Regions from separate parts of the Homo sapiens genome. Here region 1 is linked to region 2. A link is a contact called in ENCODE POLR2A ChIA-PET data. All regions are on one chromosome and are shown on one strand. The core of a region is the stretch at or near the end of the contact, and the rest is flanking DNA. Distances in the headings are between cores, read along the strand shown.

Evidence for each region. ChIA-PET counts read pairs that join two places held with the same protein, here RNA polymerase II (POLR2A).
Region 1: POLR2A ChIA-PET joins it to region 2 with 10 read pairs in T-cell. The contact joins two enhancer-like sites. POLR2A ChIA-PET finds 5 or more read pairs at or near these places in 7 of 52 experiments (HEK293, HepG2, PC-3 and 4 more).

What each region holds. Positions count from the first base shown.
Region 1 is chr17:4,843,567-4,848,017 of GRCh38, reverse strand. The region is part of intron 1 of MINK1 (misshapen like kinase 1); the gene reads right to left. Among named protein-coding and RNA genes, the nearest start is that of MINK1, 12 kb to the right of the region's middle. Within about 2 kb of position 2,722, at least 2 of the 41 ENCODE cell types and tissues checked have a DNase peak (open chromatin) inside an H3K27ac peak, as active enhancers do.
Region 2 is chr17:4,765,070-4,769,096 of GRCh38, reverse strand. No RefSeq gene overlaps it. Among named protein-coding and RNA genes, the nearest start is that of TM4SF5, 4.8 kb to the left of the region's middle. Within about 2 kb of position 2,201, at least 5 of the 41 ENCODE cell types and tissues checked have a DNase peak (open chromatin) inside an H3K27ac peak, as active enhancers do.

The DNA.
Region 1 (4,451 bases), core at 1,473-3,972, 78 kb before region 2:
AACAGAGATGAGGTCTCTATGTTGCCCAGGCTGGTCTCAAGCTACTGAGCTCAAGCACTCCACCCACCTCTGCCTCCCAAAGTGCTGGGAGTACAAGCATGAGCCACTGTACTGGGCCCAGACCTTTTTCTGAAACTTCCCTTTATTTTTTGTGTCCTTCCCATGGATGCTGGGCTCCATACCCACACTCCAACACTGCGCCCAACCTGAGATCTCTCTACACAGTAGGAACTGATGTTTCCGAGACCAGCTCTGAGACACCACCCGCCCTGGCCACTGGCACCCCCCGTTTCTGTCAGCTCCTCCCAGCTTAACACACAGTCACCACCTCATACATGCACTTTTCCTTATATATAGAACACTGTAAATTACACATTTAATATATTCATATGTTTAAGTCAGTGTGAGAACAAATAAAGCATATTTTGACCTCTATGACAGGGGGCTGGCTCTGTCTCATAGTAGGCACTCAAAAATTTTTAGGAAGAAATAAGGACTCCTGGGCCTGAAGGGATCTTAGGGAATCCTATCATCCTACAGTCCTCGGGAAACACTCCCTGCAACTGCATAGGCTTTGGAGACAGACTTGGATTCAAACCAGCATCAGCTCACCTAGTCAGGTGTGGTGGTGGGAGCCTGTAATCTCAGCTACGCTAGAGGCTGAGGCAGGAGAATTGATTGAACCGAGGAGGCAGAGGATGCAGTGAGCTGAGACTGCGCCACTGCATTCCAGCCTGAGCGAGACTCCATCTGAATGAATGAATGAATGAATGAATGAATGAATGAACTGGAACCAAAACTAGAACCAGGTCACCCGGCTCCTCATGCCATGTTCACTCCATGGATCACATTGCCTCAAAGGCAAAGTCAAACAGCCCGTTGTGTTAGCAGGCCTCCCACTGACAGCTCTTTAGAGATAGGCAATTTGGGCCACCTGAGGAGGTTATGAGGCCAGGACAGGAGATCCGGGCAGTAGCAGGTATGTTCATTGTTAACTTGTGAAACACAACTAAGCTGCAAAGACTACACTTTGGACTCCACACTGACCAATCTCACACGAGATCTCTGTTTCTGGTGGGGACTGGGCAATGCGGCAGAGTCATGAGGCATGAGTATGGGAAGTCAGCTCTCACTAGCTCTGAGGCCTTGGCCGACTGCTGGCACCTTCTGAAATGTAAGATGGGGCCGAGCCTGTGGCTCACACTTGTCATCCTAGCACTTTGGGGGGCAGAGGTGGGAGGATCACTTGAGGCCAGGAGTTCAAGGCTACAGCAAGTTATGATCATGCCGCTGCACTCCAGCCTGGTCAACAGAGCACGACCCTGTCTCAAAAAAAGTCATAATAAGATGGCCCATAGAGGCTCTGCTTTAAACACAAACACTTCAATCACTTATTACTTGTATTGGCGATGGTGATGGGAACAACATCCAGGCAGACTGTAGGATAACACCTAAGGATGTTAGTGTCTCTAGGAGTCATCAATTGGAACATTCCTTCATTCAAACTTTGAACATTAGGGTGGGGTAGACTGAGACTCAGTCCAAGGAAAACAACTGACTGCCATTCAGACCTGGCTCAGCCTAAGAAAAAAGTACGCTTTAGACTGCAGTAAGAGGAATTGTGGTGAGAAGGGCCATTCGGTATTGGGCAGTTCCTGGAAGGTGTCATCAAATACATGCAGCTTCCTCTAAGGTTGTACAAGGAGACAGAGAAAAAAGACCTCATGAGTCCTTGAGTCTTCCCTTGATCCTTCCAATCTGACACTATTGTGAGGAAACGCAGAGGTCTTTTGCACTGCAGGCTTCTGCCTGGTAATGTAAGGGCACAGCCCACAACAGTGTACCCTAAGATACCACCCCAGCCTACCAGCTAGAGGCCTGTATTTTGACCTCTAAGACAGGGGGCTCTCCTGCCCTCCTCTCTTCCTGGGCCACCTGGAGAATAAGTGTGTCACTCCCTCCCTTTTTCCTCCTTCCCCATGAAGGTCAATGAGAAACTGTAAATAGCAAGGATGAGGGAAAGTGAGGAGGCCAGGGAGGCCATTGCATTCATCTGTGTTCTAAAATATCCAACTCAGCCACATGCGGTGGCTCACGCCTGCAATCTCAGCACTTTGGGAGGCCAAGGCAGGTGGATCACTTGAGGTCAGGAGTTTGAGACCAGCCTGGCCACCACAGTAAAACCTCCATCTCTACTAAAAATACAAAAATTAGCTGGGCGTGGTGACGCATGCCTGTAGTCCCAGCTATTATGCTTGGGAGGCTGAGGCAGGAGAATCGCTTGAACCCAGGGGTGGAGGCTGCAGTTGAGCCAAGATTGTGCCACCGCACTCCAGCCTGGGTGACAGAGCAAGACTCTCTGTCAAAAAAAAAAAAAAATCCAACTCAATTCCAGGTCATGCTTTGGGTCTGTCCAGGAGTATGAACACTAGAGGAATACAGAGCCTGACCTGGCTCTCAACTGTCGAGGCCTGGAGGTCCAGGAGGGTTGACCGCCCTTTAACACATGTACCCCTCACATACTAATACAGAAATGCTGTTACATTCTATGATCTTCATCCCCTAAACGACCTTATTTCCAACTTCCTCTAGCACCTACCCATCAGACCCCCAGGATGAGATGAAGTAAGAGGCTGAAAACAAGCAAGATGACGAACATGAGCATAGCAGAACCAGAACGCAAGTCATGGCTGGGGGGTGGCAAAAGGAACTGAATACGGAACAGAAACCCTTAACTTCTCTTGCTGCTGCCCAATCCTCTTGTGATTCCAGACAGCCATTTCATTTAAAATCCCTTTCAGAAGCCTGTCATCTTGCATTAGAGCTGGGAGGGGGGTTGTGTTCTGGGTTGGCTGATGATACATGGACTTCTGAGACATGCACCTAGGCGGACTCAACAAATATTAAACATCTGCTCGGTCAGACCCTCTGCTCAACTCTGCACACACAAAAGACAATGAGATGCAGAATGGTGGGTGCCAGGGGCTGGAAGGTGGAGGGTTCAGAGAGTCAGTGTTTAATGGGTACAGAGCTTCATTTGGGGAGGATGAAGAAGTTCTGGAGATGGATAGTGGTTACAGTTGCACAACAATGTGAATGCACTTAATGCCACAGAAGTGTACGCTGAAAAATGGTTATAATGGTAAGTCTTACATATACTTAATCACATTAAAAAACAACAACAACACATTTTTAAAGGGTGGGGGGAAATGAGACAGCCTTCCTCTCCTCCCTCTGAAGAGGCTTTCTTTTGAATTATTCGACTATCTTTCCTGCAGACCAAATATTCTGAAGTCTTCTGCATGTCCTCTTCATCATCACAGTGATCTACCCAGCGGCCCTACATTTAGAAATCTCTATTAGTTCTGGGTACGAGCCCCGTGGAGCTCTGTATTCCCAACATGTGCTCCCCAGTGCCAACCCACCACCTGTTCAGCTCAGGCTGAGGTCACTCACTCTCCCCACCTCAAAAAGACCCAGGTATACGAATAAAAGGTGTCCTCTATTAAGACACAGATCTAGAGGCCAAGTGCTCCTGGAGGGCAGTAACTATCTCTCATACAGACTGTCTCCAGCCCATGAAACAGGCCATATTCCAAAAGTCTCCAAAAACTTTACCAAGAAACGTTATGGATAATGTTTTAGTCCTCAGTAAGCCCACAAAGCCTGTTTACCATAAGTCACAGAAATATCACACATTTACAATTAAAACAGGCAGGCCGGGCACGGTGGCTCACATTTGTAATCCCAGCACTTTGGGAGGCCGAGGTGGGTGGATCACCTGAGGTCAGGAGTTCGAGACCAGCCTGACCAACATGGTGAAACCCTGTCTCTACTAAAAATACAAAAATTAGCCAGGTGTGGTGGTGCGCACCTGTAATCCCAGCTACTCGGGAGGCTGAGACAGGAGGATCTTGAACCTGGGAGGTGGAGGTTGCAGTGAGCCTAGATCGCACCACTGTACTTCAGCCTGGGCAACAGAGCAAGAGTTCATCTCAAAAAAAGCAAAAAGAAACCAAAAAACAGGCAGAAAACAATACCAGTTGCATGTAGTCTAGAGTGCCAGCTACACACTGCCCTCCTGTCCTCCCCTCAGTGCCCACCCCCAAATACCCACCGCCACGTGGGAGCAGGTCTCCCTCCAACAGCATGGCAGCCCAGGTTTTGGAGTCAGACTTGAGTCTGAATGTGGGCTCTGCTGCTTACTGGCTGTCCAACCTCAGGCAAGTTACTTAACTTCCAAGTTAATTTCTGTAAGCTTTGGTTTCTTCATCTTGCAAATGAGGATAATATTGTCCACCTCAAAGGGTTCTTGTGAGGGACAATGAGATTACAGAAGGAAAGAACCTACTGCACAGTAAGTGTTCATTACGGTTCTTATTCCAACCCCAAACACCCCCTTCTGAAATGAATCTGCATCATAATATAAATGACTTTATCACAGCAATCTT
Region 2 (4,027 bases), core at 952-3,451:
TAAAAATACAAAAAAAATTAGCTGGGTGTGGTGGCAGGCACCTGTAATCCCAGCTAGTCGGGAGGCTGAGGCAGGAGAATTGCTTGAACCCGGGAGATGGAGGTTGCAGTGAGCCGAGATTGCACCACTGGACTCCAGCCTGGGTGACAGAGGAAGACTCCATCTAGAAAAAAAAAAAAAAGATACAAGGAAAAGGGTCACATTGGATCCCACCCTAGATCACCTGACCCCCAGCCAACTCCTATGTGTGTATCAGTGAAATAAATGCTTATATTTATTTGACACTAAGACTTCGTCGAGGGGGATGGTTTGTTGCCCAGTAACAAGTTCCTAACACAGACCCCCTTATCTAGGCCAGGGCTGGTTGATTGAGGAACAAGTAGCTGACCCAAAGGCAGACATGTAGCCAGCGACCTGTGAGGTCTCTCGAGGTGAGAACTCCATCCAACAGAGGTACACTGACTGGATAATGACCAATCCACCGACTGGATCTTCATGATTGGGAAATGTGTCTGTGAGACAAGCTGAGACAGTCATCAGAGAGTGGGGTGGCTTCAAACTGAGAGTTGTATGCAAGAAAGAAGCAATCAAAAGCCAGAGGCAACTGACACCAGAAATAAGCAGAAGTCACAGCAAGAGAAGTGTATGGAGAATAGTTACTCTGAAACAGCGCCAGAGGGAGAAGCACAGGCACTGGAAAACTCTGGTTCCTCAGGAGGTGGCCGATGAGAGGTTGTCACCAGCACTAATGTTGAACTACCAGAGCAACTGTCATATCCCGAATAGTGGCCCTTCCAACCGTGGACCTGAAGAGGGGATTCAGCCATTGATCTGATGGACAGAGAGCAGGGCCAAGAGCTGGCCACCTATTTGTCTACAAGTTGCTCAAGCTGATTCTGAGAGATGGTGCCTCTTTTTTATTTTTTTTTAAACAGAGTTTCACTCTTATTGCCCAGGCTGCAGTGCAGTGGCGTGATCTCGGCTCACCGCCACCTCCGCCTCCCGGGTTCAGGAGACTCAAGTAGTTGGGATTACAGGTGCCCGCCACCACGCTTGGCTCATTTTTGTATTTTTTGTGGAGATGAAGACAGGGTTTCTCCATGTTGGCCAGGCTGCTCTCGAACTCCTGATCTCAGGTGATCCACCCACCTCGGTCTCCCAAAATGCTGGGATTACAGGTGTGAGCCACTGCGGCCAGCCAAATGGTGTCTGTTTTGAGGATGAATAAAGAGAAAAAAAATAGTTGTGTGGGTGGGGTGGTCCACAGGCATTCATTACATTATTTTTATACAATTCTGGATGAATGAAATAATGTTAATAATGTTAACAAAACATTATAGGGATTCTGAAAAATTTTCTCAAAACCAGGGAAGGGCAAATCAACCTGAAGACTGAAAGAAACAGAATCCTCTGGAGGAACATTTACTATAGGATTTGGAAGAGATTTCCAGGAAGATTTTTGATGACATCACTAGAATTCTCCTGGAACTAGGAACAGAATAACTTAAGAAAGAAAAGGCTGGCCGGGCGCGGTGGCTCACGCCTGTAATCCCAGCACTTTGGGAGGCCAAGCTCGGTGAATCACCTGAGGTCAGGAGTTTGAGACCAGCCTGGCCAACATGGCGAAACCCCATCTTCACAAAAAATACAAAAATTAGACAAGTGTGATGGCAGGCACCTGTAATCCCAGCTACTCAGGAGGCTGAGGCAGGAGAATCGCTTGAACCCGGGAGGTGGGGGTTGCAGTGAGCCGAGATCGCACCATTGCACCCCAGTATGGGCAACAGAGCAAGACTCCATCTCAAAAAAAAAAAAAAAAAAAAGGTCCAGGCTCAGTGGGTCACGCTTGTAATCCCAGCACTTTGGGAGGCCGAGGCGGGCAGATCACCTGAGGTCAGGAATTCGAGACCAGCCTGACCAACATGGGGAAACCCCGTCTCTACTAAAAATACAAAAATTAGCTGGGCATGGTGGCGGGTGCCTGTAATCCCCGCTACTCAGGAGGTTTAGGCAGGAGAATCGCTTGAACCCGGGAGGTGGAGATTGCAGTGAGCCAAGATCACGCCATTGCGCTTCAGCCTGGGTGACAGAGTGAGACTCTGGCTCAAAAAAAAAAAAAAAAAAATTCAGGAAACTGGCTTCTCCTAAGAACAAGAATAGAACTGGTGGAAGTGACACCACAGTTAAAACATCTGCACTAGGAGAAGACGTCACTGAGCGCAGATAGATCCACTCAGGTCAGTGGGTTGAAAGTTATACTGCACGGCAGGTAAAATATTAAAAGTCAGCTGACCATAGATTCATCCTGACAAAATATCTGAATTAAAGGATACATCTAGGCAGAATTTAAAAAGGCTACTTAGAAAGAAACAATAGTTGGTGTGGCCAGAGTCTTCTCTGAAATACTGAATGTCAGAGGACAAAGGAGTAAGGCAGCTGTGTCCACCAAAAAAGGTAGAACTATCATATACATGTCTAAGTTGCATTTTGTATGTTAAGGGCAACACAATTGCATTTCTGAGAATGTTTGGATTTCAAAATAACACTTTGGCTCCTTTTTTTTAGAGAAATTGTGTTGACTCACCAAGAGATGAAGTAAAATAAAAACCCCAAAATGGGGAAGTCTTGACGTAAGTCTAAATAAATTTCATATATCTGGTTACAAAACTGGATGCACATTTTGGAAAAAAATATTTTTCTTCTCTTTTGTTTTGAGTCAGAGTCTTGCTCTGTCATGCAGGCTGGAGTGCAGTGGCGTCATCTTGACTCTGCAACCTCAGCCTTCTGAGTTCAAGCGATTCTCCTGCCTTAGCCCCCCAAGTAGCTGGGATTACAAGCATGGGCCACCAGGCCTGGCTAATTTTTATATTTTTAGTAGAGACTAAGTTTCACCATGTTGGAGGGTGGTCTTGAACTCCTGACCTCAAGTGATCCACCTGTCTTGGCCTCCCAAAGTGCTGGGATTACAGGTATGAGCCACCACAACCCGGCCAGAGCCATTGTGCCCAGTCTCATTTTTTTTTAAAGACAGTGTCTCACTCTGTTGTCCAGACTGGTGTGCAGTGGCATGATCTTGGCTCACTGCAAACTCTATCTCCTGGGCTCAAGTGATCGTCCTGCCTCAGCCTGCCAAGTAACTGGGACTACAGATGTTCACCACCCACCATGCTTGTCTAATCTTTTTGTGTGTATATATGTAAATATATATATATATATTTTTTTTGAGACAGAGTTTCACTCTTGTTGCCCAGGCTGGAGTGCAATGGCGCAATCTCAGCTTACTGCAACTTCTGCCTCCCAGGTTCAAGCGATTCTCCTGCCTCAGCCTCCCTAGTAGCTAGGATTACAGGCATGTGCCACCACGCCCGGCTAATTTTGTATTTTTAGTAGAGACAGGGTTTCTCCATGTTGGTCAGGCTGGTCTCAAACTCCCGACCTCAGGTGATCCGCCCACTTCGGCCTCCGAAAGTGCTGGGATTACAAGTGTGAGCCACCGAGCCCAGCCATCATTTTGTATTTTTTGTAGAAATGGGGTTTCATTTTGTTGCCCAAGTGGTCTTGAACTCCTGGGCTCAAGAAATCTGCACACATAGGCTTCCCAAAGTGTTGGGATTACAGGCGTGAGCCACTGCACCTAGCCCCGTAAAAATTTCTTTTGAAGTGGCCGGGCGTGGTGGCTCACGCCTGTAATCCCAGCACTTTGGGAGGCCGAGGTAGGCGGCTCACCTGAGGTCGGGAGTTTGAGACCAGCCGGACCCACATGGAGAAACCCCATCTCTACTAAAAATACAAAATTAGCTGGACTTGGTAGCGCATGCCTGTAATCCCAGCTACTTGGGAAGGCTGAGGCAGGAGAATCGCTTGAACCTGGGAGGTGGAGATTGCAGTGAGCCAAGATCGCGCCATTGCACTCCAGCCTGGGCAAGAGCAAAACTCTGTCTCAAAAAAAAAAAAAAAAAAAAAAATTCTTTTAAAGGGCAGCTGTATAATGTAAATTCTAAAAATGATATTAATACTATTAAATATG